Linked DNA regions of Homo sapiens: all the other regions are linked to region 1. A link is a contact called in ENCODE Hi-C or POLR2A ChIA-PET data. All regions are on one chromosome and are shown on one strand. Each heading gives the region's core, a stretch centred on a gene start or an enhancer-like site at or near the end of the contact. The rest is flanking DNA. Distances are from core to core; before and after follow the strand shown. Region 1 overlaps PAX2 (paired box 2). Region 2 holds the start of OLMALINC (oligodendrocyte maturation-associated long intergenic non-coding RNA). Region 3 holds the start of LBX1 (ladybird homeobox 1). Region 4 holds the start of TLX1 (T cell leukemia homeobox 1).

The links. Hi-C counts contacts between places; a loop is a spot of excess contacts on that map. ChIA-PET counts read pairs that join two places held with the same protein, here RNA polymerase II (POLR2A). Pooled maps may share reads with other maps.
Region 2: a loop to region 1 is called in a map with no recorded cell type, with 4 times the contacts of the local background. The contact joins the promoter of OLMALINC here to the enhancer-like site in region 1. A Hi-C loop is called at or near these places in 1 of 37 single-sample maps with no recorded cell type and 1 of 50 pooled maps. POLR2A ChIA-PET finds 5 or more read pairs at or near these places in 1 of 52 experiments (Panc1).
Region 3: a map of naive thymus-derived CD4-positive, alpha-beta T cell shows a loop between it and region 1 (4-fold over the local background). The contact joins the promoter of LBX1 here to the enhancer-like site in region 1. A Hi-C loop is called at or near these places in 1 of 168 maps with a recorded cell type or tissue (naive thymus-derived CD4-positive, alpha-beta T cell), 11 of 37 single-sample maps with no recorded cell type and 10 of 50 pooled maps.
Region 4: a loop to region 1 is called in a pooled map, with 7 times the contacts of the local background. The contact joins the promoter of TLX1 here to the enhancer-like site in region 1. A Hi-C loop is called at or near these places in 10 of 37 single-sample maps with no recorded cell type and 7 of 50 pooled maps. POLR2A ChIA-PET finds 5 or more read pairs at or near these places in 1 of 52 experiments (naive thymus-derived CD4-positive, alpha-beta T cell).

The regions. Positions count from the first base shown.
Region 1 is chr10:100,825,550-100,828,810 of GRCh38, forward strand. It overlaps PAX2 (paired box 2), which reads left to right. Exons shown (of 10, transcript NM_000278.5): 9 at 1,460-1,546; 10 at 1,994-3,261. The coding sequence ends at 2,070. Among named protein-coding and RNA genes, the nearest start is that of PAX2, 82 kb to the left of the region's middle. Within about 2 kb of position 1,588, at least 3 of the 41 ENCODE cell types and tissues checked have a DNase peak (open chromatin) inside an H3K27ac peak, as active enhancers do.
Region 2 is chr10:100,371,967-100,375,227 of GRCh38, forward strand. OLMALINC (oligodendrocyte maturation-associated long intergenic non-coding RNA) reads left to right here and starts at 1,610. Exons shown (of 3, transcript NR_026762.1): 1 at 1,610-2,046. RefSeq lists enhancers at 1,173-1,502, 1,232-1,801, 1,603-1,732, 1,802-2,369, 2,370-2,939.
Region 3 is chr10:101,227,666-101,230,926 of GRCh38, forward strand. It overlaps LBX1 (ladybird homeobox 1), which reads right to left and starts at 1,798. Exons shown (of 2, transcript NM_006562.5): 1 at 826-1,798; 2 at 1-125. The coding sequence starts at 1,150. It overlaps LBX1-AS1 (LBX1 antisense RNA 1), which reads left to right and starts at 1,929. Exons shown (of 3, transcript NR_029380.1): 1 at 1,929-2,149.
Region 4 is chr10:101,129,570-101,132,830 of GRCh38, forward strand. TLX1 (T cell leukemia homeobox 1) reads left to right here and starts at 1,731. Exons shown (of 3, transcript NM_005521.4): 1 at 1,731-2,540. The coding sequence starts at 1,973. It overlaps TLX1NB (TLX1 neighbor), which reads right to left and starts at 1,577. Exons shown (of 3, transcript NR_130723.1): 1 at 1,217-1,577.

The sequences.
Region 1 (3,261 bases), core at 338-2,837:
AAACACCAAAACACTCTTGTCTTAAGGAGGGTTAGACTCACTCAGCCAGCAACTCACTCCCTCTGGCCGCCCTCTATGTGGCCTTTCCCTGAAGTTCAACTCTCATTGGTATGGGGAATGGGGAGGATAGAAGAGAGTGGTTGGCCCCATCCATCCAGGGACATTTAGGTATAACCCTGGGTAAGCAGAGCTTGGGGTAGGGGCAGCGGCAAAGAGGGAGATTGCTGCTGGGTCTTATGGACTAGGGGCTGAAGGGAGTTAGAGGTGTGGGTAAAGGGATTCCTGCCCAGATTTAGGGGAAGGAAAGTAGAAGCCTTGTTGGGAGGCAAGGAGATTTTAGGGAGAAACTCCCAGCAGTGAGCAGGTGGGGGCTGGAGGAGGTTTTAAAGAGGTGGGGTGAGGGAAGAGTGGGGAGGTGGGGGCAGGGAGTCTGCAGGGAGGTGGGGAAGAGGGGAGCCGCAGAGAGCTCGTGGTGTCGAGGGGGGAGTCGTTAAACAGAATCTAGTGCTGATGAGGAAATTACACTTGTTTCATTAGCGATGGGGAAGGAGATAGCTCAGTTCCTCTTGGTCACAGTTGAGCTCAGAAGCTCATTATCCTGCTGCACGCATGCTTTCCCTCCTCGTCAATAAACAGGCTTTCCAGTGGCTGCATCCCCCACCCCCACCCCAGCTCCCTCTCAGAGAGGGGCCCCTTCTCCTCTACTTAACCCGCGGTTAGGGATCACTGTAAACAGTCTGGGGTCATCACACAGGAGAAAGGGCGAGGGGGAAACCTGGAGGCCTGGCCTTTCTCCCGCAGAGGGAGGGAGGTAGCTTCCGACGACGGCTCCCAACCCACGGGCCCTCCGCTCACCGCTAGCGGACCAGCGGGCAGTCCACCTGCGCCGCCTCCATCCCCTGCCGCGTAGCCCACGCATCCAACCTCTTGAGGGAAAGGCGGGAGGGCGGTGTCTCCCAAAAGAGCTCCCACCTCTTGTGTTGGCACTGCACATTGATGCCATTCTTAGGACTTTCTGGGAGAAAAATGTCCCGAAGGCCTTTCTTCGCCACCGCCCCCCACTCCCATTTCCACCCATTAGGGGCCATGCCTCCTAGAACCGGAGTGGCATCTATAAAGGCCCTGGCCCCCAGCGCGACAGGGTGGACGCGCCCCAATACAAACCCTTCGTGGGTGGCCGCGAGCGCCTCCGCTGGGAAGCCCTGGGCGGGCACCGGCCCACAGGTCCCGCCCGTGGGTGTGCGAGCGCGTCGGTGCCTCCCGCCTCCCCGGGCTCTCTCCACGCGGACGCGGTGATCGCCCCACCTCCGCCCGGCCCGCCCGCCACGGCCATTACCCTGCCCGCGACACCTGCGCCTGAGACCCGGCGGGAGGAGCGGGCGGAGAAGCCACCGGCCGGACTCGTGGGGTCCGCCCTGGCTTGCAGGCGTCTGATCCCCACTCCCCGACCCTCCCGCAGGGAGCGAGTTCTCCGGCAACCCGTACAGCCACCCCCAGTACACGGCCTACAACGAGGCTTGGAGATTCAGCAACCCCGCCTTACTAAGTGAGTACGCCACCTGGCTGGCCGGCGGCTCAGCGCGGCCGCGCGGCTTCTGGGCACGGTCCCACTCCCGGCGACCCGACCTCTGGGGACCCGGCCGGGCCAGGGGGACAGGCTTGTTAGTGCAGCACTGAGGCCCGGGGACCCCTCGAGGACGCCCGCACCTCCTGCCCTCCCGTGCCCTCCCTGGTCGCTCGAAGGCTCTGCGCCGCCCTCGCCCTCGGATCCCCTGGAGGGTGCGCAGCCGGGCGTCACCAGATCGGGTCCCTCTCATGCCCCGTGAACGCAACTATTCTCCGGGGCAACTGGCTCCACTGCCCAGCCAAGGTCTCCCAGTCCGGATCCCGCTGGACCCCAGCCAGGGGAGGTCTTTTCTGTGCTTTTCTTTCCTTTTTTGTTCTCCTGTTTGTCCTCTCACCCAGCCCATTCTTCTCCTGTGTTAACTTCCAGGTTCCCCTTATTATTATAGTGCCGCCCCCCGGGGCTCCGCCCCTGCCGCTGCTGCCGCTGCCTATGACCGCCACTAGTTACCGCGGGGACCACATCAAGCTTCAGGCCGACAGCTTCGGCCTCCACATCGTCCCCGTCTGACCCCACCCCGGAGGGAGGGAGGACCGACGCGACGCGATGCCTCCCGGCCACCGCCCCAGCCTCACCCCATCCCACGACCCCCGCAACCCTTCACATCACCCCCCTCGAAGGTCGGACAGGACGGGTGGAGCCGTGGGCGGGACCCTCAGGCCCGGGCCCGCCGCCCCCAGCCCCGCCTGCCGCCCCTCCCCGCCTGCCTGGACTGCGCGGCGCCGTGAGGGGGATTCGGCCCAGCTCGTCCCGGCCTCCACCAAGCCAGCCCCGAAGCCCGCCAGCCACCCTGCCGGACTCGGGCGCGACCTGCTGGCGCGCGCCGGATGTTTCTGTGACACACAATCAGCGCGGACCGCAGCGCGGCCCAGCCCCGGGCACCCGCCTCGGACGCTCGGGCGCCAGGAGGCTTCGCTGGAGGGGCTGGGCCAAGGAGATTAAGAAGAAAACGACTTTCTGCAGGAGGAAGAGCCCGCTGCCGAATCCCTGGGAAAAATTCTTTTCCCCCAGTGCCAGCCGGACTGCCCTCGCCTTCCGGGTGTGCCCTGTCCCAGAAGATGGAATGGGGGTGTGGGGGTCCGGCTCTAGGAACGGGCTTTGGGGGCGTCAGGTCTTTCCAAGGTTGGGACCCAAGGATCGGGGGGCCCAGCAGCCCGCACCGATCGAGCCGGACTCTCGGCTCTTCACTGCTCCTCCTGGCCTGCCTAGTTCCCCAGGGCCCGGCACCTCCTGCTGCGAGACCCGGCTCTCAGCCCTGCCTTGCCCCTACCTCAGCGTCTCTTCCACCTGCTGGCCTCCCAGTTTCCCCTCCTGCCAGTCCTTCGCCTGTCCCTTGACGCCCTGCATCCTCCTCCCTGACTCGCAGCCCCATCGGACGCTCTCCCGGGACCGCCGCAGGACCAGTTTCCATAGACTGCGGACTGGGGTCTTCCTCCAGCAGTTACTTGATGCCCCCTCCCCCGACACAGACTCTCAATCTGCCGGTGGTAAGAACCGGTTCTGAGCTGGCGTCTGAGCTGCTGCGGGGTGGAAGTGGGGGGCTGCCCACTCCACTCCTCCCATCCCCTCCCAGCCTCCTCCTCCGGCAGGAACTGAACAGAACCACAAAAAGTCTACATTTATTTAATATGATGGTC
Region 2 (3,261 bases), core at 360-2,859, 450 kb before region 1:
AGGCTGGAGTGCAATGGGATGATCTCGGATCACTGCAACCTTCGCCTCCCGGGTTCAAACGATTCTCCTGCTTCAGCCTCCTGAGTAGCTGGGATTACAGGCACCTGCCACCATGCCCATCTTTTTTTTTCTTTCTTTCTTTCTTTTTTTTTTTTTTTTTAGGAGAGATGGGGTTTCACCACGTTGGCCAGGCTAGTCTCAAACTCCTGACCTCAGGTGATCCGCCCGCCCCACCCTCTCAAAGTGCTGGGATTACAGGTGTGAGCCACCGTGCCAGGCCGAACTAACCATTTTAAATTGACCAGTTCTGTGGCACTTAGTGCATTCATAACATTGTGCAAACACTACCTTTTGTTCTAAAACATTTTCACCCCAAAAGAAAACTTGAACCCATTCAACAGTGATTCCCCATCTTCCCACCCACACTCGGCCCCTGGTGACCATCAGTCTGCTTTCTGTCTCTGTGGATTTACCACTTCAGGATATTTCCTATACATGGAATCGTACAATATATGACCTTCTGTGTCTGGCTTCCTTCTCTTGGCATAATCTTTCAATGTTCATCCCCATTGGAGCATATATCAGTACTTCATTCCTGTTTATTACCTATTCATATTCCATTGTATGAATACACCACAGTTGGTTTACTGATTTATCAATTGATGAACACTGGAGTTGCTTCCACCTTTTGGTTATTGTGAATAGCACTGCCATGAACATTTGAGTGCAAATATGAGTACCCGTTTATAATTTATTAGGGTTTATATCTAGGAGTGGAGTTGCTGGGCCAGATGCTAATTTGATATTTAACCTTTTGTGGCACCATCAAACTGTTTCCCCAGTGGCTGCACCACTTTAAATTTTCTCCAGCAATGTATGAGAGTCACCCTCTTCTTAACGTGTACCCATTTGTCCCTTTCCTCTTTCCTACTTTTTACAAAGCCAGTTCCCCACAGACTTCTCTTTCCCCTGGAGTAGAGGGTGGGAGAAGTTGCATCTCTAGTAGAAAGACTATCCAAGCCTCCATTCTTACCTTTTCCGCAAATAGAATACGGTGACCAGGAGGAGGAGAGGACAGGCTGCCACCTCCCTGTGGTCACTAAGGTACACCCACTACAGCCATTAACGCGACTCCGTAAAACTACCCTCCTAGCGACCTCCAACGCCTCGGTCCTCACCCAGAACATCACATTAAACTTTTCAACAGTCACAGATAGGAAGGGGCTCGGTGTGGAAGGTGCCAGCTCTGGCTCAGCCCTGCGGGTGAGTGTTTAACTTTCAGCCCAGCTTAAGATCTCCGAAGACACCCATCGCCTCGTCCTGCCCAGTCCCCTCCGCTAAAGGGCCGGCCTGCCCGGGCCTGGCTGGCAGCTGACATGAATGGAGAGGAAGCGCCTCCCTCTCCACCCACTCTCGCCGGGGTTACTGCCGGTCACAGACCCGGGCCTTCAAGAGCTATTTACACCTACAACAGCCCACCAGCGCCTGACCACGCCGGAGCCAATCAGCGGCCCCCAAGCTTGTCTGATTCTGTCTGCTCCAATCAGGAGGCGCGGTCCTTCCAGCCTCTTGCTCCTGTGAATCACAGGTCGGCGGGAGCCTTTTTTCCTTTTTTTTTTTTTCCCGGGGAGTCGGCCTCGGGGCTCTGCTCTCCTACCTCAGTCTGCCCTACCCTGGAATGGGGAAAATGCGGACATGCCACTCAGTCCGGCCGCGAACAGTGCTCCAGAACTCAGAGAGTTTTCCAGACGGGTGGAGATCGCGTTCCCTGCCCGCCGAGGTCCCATCGCTTCCCTGCTGGGAAGACAAATGAGGCGCTTTAGCCGTCTCCACGGCCAGCCCCTCCCTCATAACCCGAGATTCTTTGTGGGCTCTTAGTCCATAGCTGCCTTTGAGGTGGTGTAGACCTTGCTAACCAGGACGGCCCAGTAGGCAGAGCTCATTTTTATTCCTGTCTGCAATCGTGCAAAAACGCCTCTTATGGAAAAGCCAGAGCGCCAGGAGTCAGCAAAACACACTAAAGATTGGGCAGTCACTGGGGAGAACGTGAGTAAAAGCACAGGAACAGCAAAGCGTTCAGGAACGTTCGAGGCTGACGCAACCGGCGCAGGAAGGTGGTGTGTGGTGGGAGAGTGGGAGGAGACAGTGGAAAGTTTAGACTTGCTTCTGTAAGTGATAAGAAGTCATCAGATATTTTCAAGCAGGAGAGGAAAATAATCTCTCTGTTTCGCAAAGTTAACTCTCATGGCAACAGAGCAGAGTAGCGGGGGGATGGGGGCTGGGAGATGTTGGGAAGCTATTGTTACCACTCTGGTGAAGAGTCATGGGACCTCAAAAGCTGGGATAGTCACGGTGGGAATGGAAAGGAAGGGCACAAGCTGAGAGGCATTTGGGAGGAGAATCAATAGCACTTTATTGACTGGATGTGTGAGATGAGTGAGGACAGCAATCAGAAGAGGACTTTGAGGTTTCTAGCCTGAGTGGCTGGAAGGACACCACTTCCCCTACCTGAAATAGGTAGCAAAAAGGAGAGAGAAAGAGAGAAGCAGAGGGATTTTGCAAAGGGAATAGGAGTTCAGTTTTTGACATGTGGCATTTGAATTGCAAGAAGTACATCCCTGTGGATGTAATACCCAGTAGACAGTTGGGAATTAGGATCTGGTGTCGAGAAGAAAAGTAGAGATGAGATCCAAAGGGTTTATAGTGGATCGGGAGAGAAATTGATGACCTAAAGAGAAATTATAGAATAAGAAGATTTGGGCAGGGCACGGTGGCTCATGCCTGTAATCCCAGCATTTTGGGAGACCAAGGTAGGAGGATTGCTTGAGCCCAGGAGTTTGAGACCAGCCTGGGCAACATGGTGAGACCCCGACTCTACAAAAACTGCAAAAATTAGCCGGGTGTGGTGACACATACCTGTAATTCCAGCTACTTGGGAGGCTGAGGTGGGGGGATCACCTGAGCCTGGGGAGGTCTAGGCTGCAGTGAGCTGAGATAGTGCCACTGCACTCCAACCTGGGCAACATAGCAAGAGCAAGACCCTGTCTCAAAAGTAAAAAAAAAAAAAGAAGATTCAAGTACAGAATCTTGGGAAGGTAGAAAGAGGACACAGAGGCCAGGTGTGGTGGCTCATGCCTGTGATCCCAGCACTTTGGACGCTGAGGTGGGTGGATCATCTGAGGTCAGGAGTTCAAGACCAGCCTAGCCAACATGGTGAAACCCTGTTTCTATTAAAAATTATCCAGGCATGGTGGCGGGCGC
Region 3 (3,261 bases), core at 548-3,047, 400 kb after region 1:
CAGGTACTTCTGGTATAGAAAGCGCTTTTCCAATTCATAGATCTGGTGGTTGGTGAAGGCCGTGCGCGACTTTCGCCGCTTCTTAGGGGTCTGCCGCTGCCCAAAGATGGTCATACCGTCGCGGCCTGGGAGGAAAGGACAGTGTAGGCTCGCGTTGGGAGAGAGGAAGCCCACCCTGGCTCTCGCCCCCGTAACTCCGTAACCCACCCAGGCCTGTCCGGCCTGCAGTCTACCAATGTTCCCTTCTCAGATTTAATTCAGCCTCCAGGACCAGGGCAAGTCTTGGCTATGGCAAACCATCTCCTGTCTTTGGTCTCCCAGAAGTCCCTAGGAAAAATTGTTTTGGTCTCTGCCCCCTACCTAAGAGTTGGTTTGAAAGACCCAAAGTCTCTAAGGGTATGAGAAAGCCAGACAGAGACACCCTAATTGCGGTGTGAATGTTGGTTCTCCATCCCTTCCCAATCACTTCAACTCTACCCTACCCATAAGGTCCCCGGCAAAAGACTCTCGATTCCCCACGCCGAGTAGCCGGGCTAAGAGCGCCCAGGACACTGGGAACGCAAGGGAGCCCGGCAAAGCAAGCAGACTGCGGAAAGAGCTTGGCCACCCTTCTCCTGCCACCCCCCAGCTCTGGCCTACCCAGAGGTCCCTGGGAAATAAGGATTGGGTCCCGTCCCACATATCTTCACTCCCATAAGCAGCTGCTCAGGCTGGAAGGCCCTGGCGGCCGGAGAGGGCAGAGGCGAGCAGAGGCATAGGGGACGAAGCGCGCAGGGCACAGGGCGCGAGGCGCTGGGTGCAGGGGAACCCAGCAGCTGCGCCTACCTTCGGCTGCCTGCAGAACGCTGACCTCCAGCCCCTTAAACGTCTTGCTGGCGAGCTCCTCCAGCGCGCACAGCGGCGAGGTCTGCGAGAGCAGCGCGCGGCCCGCCAGGGGCAAGCCGCCCTGCGCGTGCTTGTCCGCGGCGGCCAGCAGGTGCGCCGCCCCGCACAGCGAGTAACTTCTCCGCACAGACGGCTTGTTGAGGATGTCCTCGATGCTGAACGGCGTCAGTGGCTTGTTGGAGTTGGCAGGCGGAGGCAGGTGGTCCAGCGGGCTGCGCCGCCGCTCCTCCCCCGGCGCCGCCTTGCCGTCCTCCTTGGAAGTCATCTCGGCCTTGTTCGGGGTCCCGGCCGGGGCGGCTCGGGCCGCGGGGACCCAGCCCGCGGGCAGCTCGGGCGCCGGACGGCGCGGGCAGGCAGCGGCGGGTGGAAAGGAGGCCGCACTGGGCAGGGCGCGGGCCGGGCGCGGGGCCGATTAGCGCGGCGGCTGAGGAGGGGAGAACAGCGCGGGGCCCCGGGAAGAGGGCGCTGACGCGGGCGCCGCTGCTGCTGGGGCTTCCAGCAATCCGGGGCCGGAGCCGGGGCGCGCTGCGCGGGGCTCCAGTTTCGCCAACCCCGGTGCTATTTAAAGGTGTCAGGTGGCTCGGCAGTGGCTCCTGGCCCCGGGTCCTGGCGGCCGCAGTTGGAAGAGCCGAGGCGAGGGCGCCGATCCCGGACTGCGAGGGAGGCGGAGAGACGGGGCAATTGACTATTGCTAACAAGTTAGCCTTGATCGCGGTGTAATCAATTATCTGCAGCGGCACTTCTTTCTCTTTCTCTCTCCTTTCTCCCTTTTTCCTCTCTTCTTTGCCTCTGTTCTCTCCTCCTGTTCTCGCTCTCCCTCCCTCCCTCTCTCTTCTCTCTTCTCTGCTCCCCCCTTCTCTCTCCTTCTCTCCCTCTCCCTCGCCCTCTCTTTCACTCTCTGTCTGTCCAATGCAGGCGGCTGTAAGTTGGGAAGCTCATTAATTAGCGGGCCGGGGGTAGGAGGAGCCGGCTGGAATTAGCCTGCCTAATGCGCCTGTCAGTCCGGGCGCTGCGCTGCGTTCGGCCCGAGCTGTTTGTAAATTACATTAGCTGCTCCTTTATTGCACCCGAACCTCGGGCGACTGAAAAGCCACCGCCCCCACCCCAAACTGCGAGCCGCGCTCCTGGCGCACCCGCCTCCCGCCGGCCTAGCTGCAATGACCGCACCGGCCCGAAGGTCTCGGTCTCTCCGACCCGGGATGTGGAGCCCGAAAGAGTGGTGGGAACCCCAGCCCGGGAGGGACGCGGCCGCCGCTCGGGCCAGGTAGGACCAGGAGCCCGGGTGGGCCCCGCTGCCACCCAGAGTGGACTTTGCGGAGCTGAGATCAAGAGCCCAGCGCCTCTACCTCTGACCCTCTTGCCCCTCACCCCACTGCCTGGGCGACGCGCCTGGGGAGAGGGAATCTGAAGCCCTCCTGCGCTGGCCCGCAGGAGGTCAGAGCCGGCTGCGCAGCCTTGGGTGGGCGACGCGGGAAGGGGGTGGAGGACCCCAGGGGTTGGGGGAGGGGGCTAGTCGGAGAGCTCAGCCTTCTCCACGCGGAGAGGCGGAGGAGGGAATTGTTGGCGGCTCTGGACGCCTCTCCCCGGCCTGATTCCGAAGCGGCCGCCCTACCTCCTCCGGCAATCTTGCTCACTTTCCTCCGGCAGCCGCTCCCCAGGCTGGCTGGGGCCACCAACGGCCTGATGATGGGCGTCTGAAGAGTAGCCAGGCCAGGTGCCGGGGCTAACGGGGCCGGCTCCGTGCCTCCCTGCTGCGCTCCGCCCGGGCCCCGGCCGGGGCCCCGCTGCCGGCCCCGCCTAGCCCAGCGCCCGGCTTGAGTGCATGGCCAGGCCGACTCCAGCTGTTCCGGATGCGGGGCGGGGGCCCGGCGGGAGCCAGGCCGCGGCTGGGGCTTTGCTCTCAGGAACTCGCAGGGAGGCCAGGCTTCCAGTTAGGCTGGGGCTAAAGACCTTAGGGCCCGGGATCTGTGAATATCGGGAGAACATGTTGTGTGCATTGTTACTTGAAGGTGTTTGTGTTTTTGAATGTGTGTTTGTGTGTGTTTCTCCATGCGTATATTTGTGTAAATGTGTGTGAACCTGTGGGTATATAGGTGTGTTTGAACTCAGCTATTTCTTTCATTTCCCTGAGGCATTCCAGCAGGGCTGTGCCCTCAGGCCTTCCTGTCTTGCTACCCCATTCTGTTTATGTGGGGCCACTGGCCTCCTTACTAATTTTCCATTTCTGCCCTTGGAGAAAGGAGGGGAGGACCTAGAGGGGGTTGGAGTCCAGGGAGAAGGGCTGTTCCCCTCCCACACACACACAGCCCTGGCCCTGGCTTTGTTTGTAAACTCCTGGGTGGGCGGTGAGGTTGGGCATTGGGCAGCACCGCTTGG
Region 4 (3,261 bases), core at 481-2,980, 300 kb after region 1:
AGCTCCTCCATATTGATCCACACCAATCATAGCTATTCTGAAATGTACTTTCCTCACATCTGTAAAATAGGGAGAATACTCATCTCGAAGGATTGGTGTAGAGTTTATATTGTTCTCCATAATACTAACATCTGTCTTGTTGTATTTGCTTCTTTGCTTATTGTCTGACCCCCTCTATAGAATGTAAGCTTCATGAGGTCAGGACCTTTGTTTTGTTCACTGCTATGTCCCCCATGCCTAGAACAGTGCCTGACACATAGTGAGTACAGTACTCAATAAATATTATTGAATAAAGAGATACATTCTTTGTTATTCACCCAAGATGACCATATTTTGTTGTTTGGGGCTGTATTCTTCAGGAGAGAACAGAAATGAATAAGCCACTCTCTGCCTCCAAGAAGATCTCTTCAAGTGGAGGTGACAGACATGCCCAAAGCAAATAGATTGCAATAAGACTTGATGGGAGAGAATGTGAGTCTTCACATCCTAGCATCTTTCCAGATAGAGACAGGGCCTACCCAAAAGTCTAATCTGAAACTGAACTGAAATAGAACAGAAATAGATCCCAAGTGATGGAACCTGTGCCTTTCCCAAAGCTTGGCTTCTAAAAGGTAGCAAACATTTTCTACTGGAGAGGGGAAAGACAGGAAGAAGAAAAAGGGAGTTTCCTCCTTTTCTCTTGGGCTCTCAGCCAGACAGCCACTGGCAAAACGTTGGAAAGGCCTAAATTTGTCCTGGATGCACTTCCCTGATCCTAGTCCCACCAATCCCAGCCCCCACGGCCTTAAGCCCCTATGGCTCCCTCCCAAGATTCCAAACGTAAGAAAAGAACACACACCACAGTCCAAAGGCTTCTTGTCTGGAATAGCCAACCCTGGGGTAATTGTTAGGTGGAATGCAATCTGGTTGAATTCATTCAAACACTGTAGGAATTGCCTCTTTCGAACCCTGTAGGATTTTACTTCTTGACGCATCTGTTTATTTAAAACCAAAGGGGTATGTTGAGGCATGGGCACCCTGGCAGCAGACCCCAAACCAACCCTCTTGACTTGTGCCTGCCTTTCAGGATATGTTCCCTTCCTGAATTTGTCTAAGAAGGCTGAGTTGGGGGGTGGTTGCTGATTTTTATAACATATAGCCAGTTGTTCATAGGCCTGTGTTTTAAAGAAGGGCAAGCCTGAACTCACCGTCCTGCCTCAGGGCCTGGGCTCCATACCTGGGGAGTAGACAGTCTTCTACTTTCTAAAAAGCTGGACTTGAAATTTGGAGTAAATCTCCTGGTTGAGTGACAGGTGTTTCGCAGCTGAGCCCTTGAGGAGATTCTCCAGTTGGGCAGAGACATCCCTTCCTCAGACGCCTTGTGGGCTGGACTCCTTTGGCCCAGTTCAAAGTGAGGGGAGGGCTCCCAACAGGCCGGGAAGACAGTTGACTTCACCCTCCTTGGGTTTGTCTGTCTGTCCGTCTCTGGGAATGGTCGCTTCCTGTTTTCCCTTTTCCTTTTAAGCCTCGCCTTGTTCCCCTCTTCTCTCTCTTCATGAACTACTCCGAGTCTTGGTCTCCGTCCCTCTATCTCTGGCTCCTGCATCTGTCTCGGCTTCTGGCCTTCCTCTCCCCCTCCCCTCCCCTCCCTCGCGCTGTCATTCACCCCGCTCCTCTCCGCGCACAGCCAATGGAGAGACCCAGTCGAAACCGCGAAGCTCTCTTGCACCGGGCTTTTTCGCCTGGTGATTGATGTCCCAGAGTCAACAGCGAGCGAGCAGCCGGAGCGGGGAAGCAGAAGCCAGAGAGGGGAAGAATACGGCGCCCCCTCTCTCCCTCCCCTCCCCCTTCTACTTTAGCCTTTCTGCGCACTTCGCTTCCAAGTCTCCGCGCAGCCAGGAGCCGCTGTTGCCTCCCAGCCCCTGCTAGCTGCCCCCCGAGCCGAGCGCAGCGAGCGCCGCCGCCCGGGCCCCCCGGTGGGGCCAGGGCCAGCATGGAGCACCTGGGTCCGCACCACCTCCACCCGGGTCACGCAGAGCCCATTAGCTTCGGCATCGACCAGATCCTCAACAGCCCGGACCAGGGTGGCTGCATGGGACCCGCCTCGCGCCTCCAGGACGGAGAATACGGCCTTGGCTGCTTGGTCGGAGGCGCCTACACTTACGGCGGCGGGGGCTCCGCGGCCGCGACGGGGGCTGGAGGAGCGGGGGCCTATGGTACTGGAGGTCCCGGCGGCCCCGGAGGCCCGGCAGGCGGCGGCGGCGCCTGCAGCATGGGTCCTCTGACCGGCTCCTACAACGTGAACATGGCCTTGGCAGGCGGCCCCGGTCCTGGCGGCGGCGGCGGCAGCAGCGGCGGTGCCGGGGCACTCAGCGCTGCGGGGGTAATCCGGGTGCCGGCACACAGGCCGCTCGCCGGAGCCGTGGCCCACCCCCAGCCCCTGGCCACCGGCTTGCCCACCGTGCCCTCTGTGCCTGCCATGCCGGGCGTCAACAACCTCACTGGCCTCACCTTCCCCTGGATGGAGAGTAACCGCAGATACACAAAGGACAGGTTCACAGGTGAGTCCGGCCCGCGCGCTCCCCGCCTGGCCGCGGCCCGGGCTCCGTGCTACCCCTGCCCCGCCGGGTGGCTCCCCAAAGCCGGTTCTGCGCTCCAGGTCGCCCAGCTCTTCTTGGTGCTTCCCCCAAGTTGAGCCGCCCGCCCGATTCTATAACGCAGACTCGCCATGCTTGAAGAGTTCTCTCAGCCTGGACCCCTCTCTGTCTCCCGAAGGACCCCTGCTCGGAGGAGCTCTCCCTGGTCCCCTCTCCGGATCCACTAGCCGGGTCAGGCAGAGAGAAGGAGGCCATAGATTCAGGACCACCTTCTGCAGCTACTCTTGGCCTGGGAATCTTAGAGAAAGGGGTGCAACGTGAACAGTTTCTTCCGTCCTGGCTGCTGTTCTAGGACCCAGGAAGCGAGCCCCAGGATCAGACACAAGAAAAGAACAGGTTCCCCCACCTCCAGTCCCCTACACACATGCACTTCGCGCCCCTAGCTCCGGTGCCCGTGGTGCTGCGGGGCCAGTGGGGGCTCTGAGCCCCGGTAAATCAGCAGAACCAGTGGCCTTTTTTTTTTTTTCCGGAGAGCAGGCTTCATCTGGGAGGATGGCAGCGGGGCTTAGCCGCCCAGGACAGCTAGCTTTTCATTTTCGTTCTCTCCCGGCTGGGTGTCCTACCCCGGGCCCAGCCCTGTTATCTTGGGCACGAACAATGCACCGGTAGGCTGGTGATCGGTGGC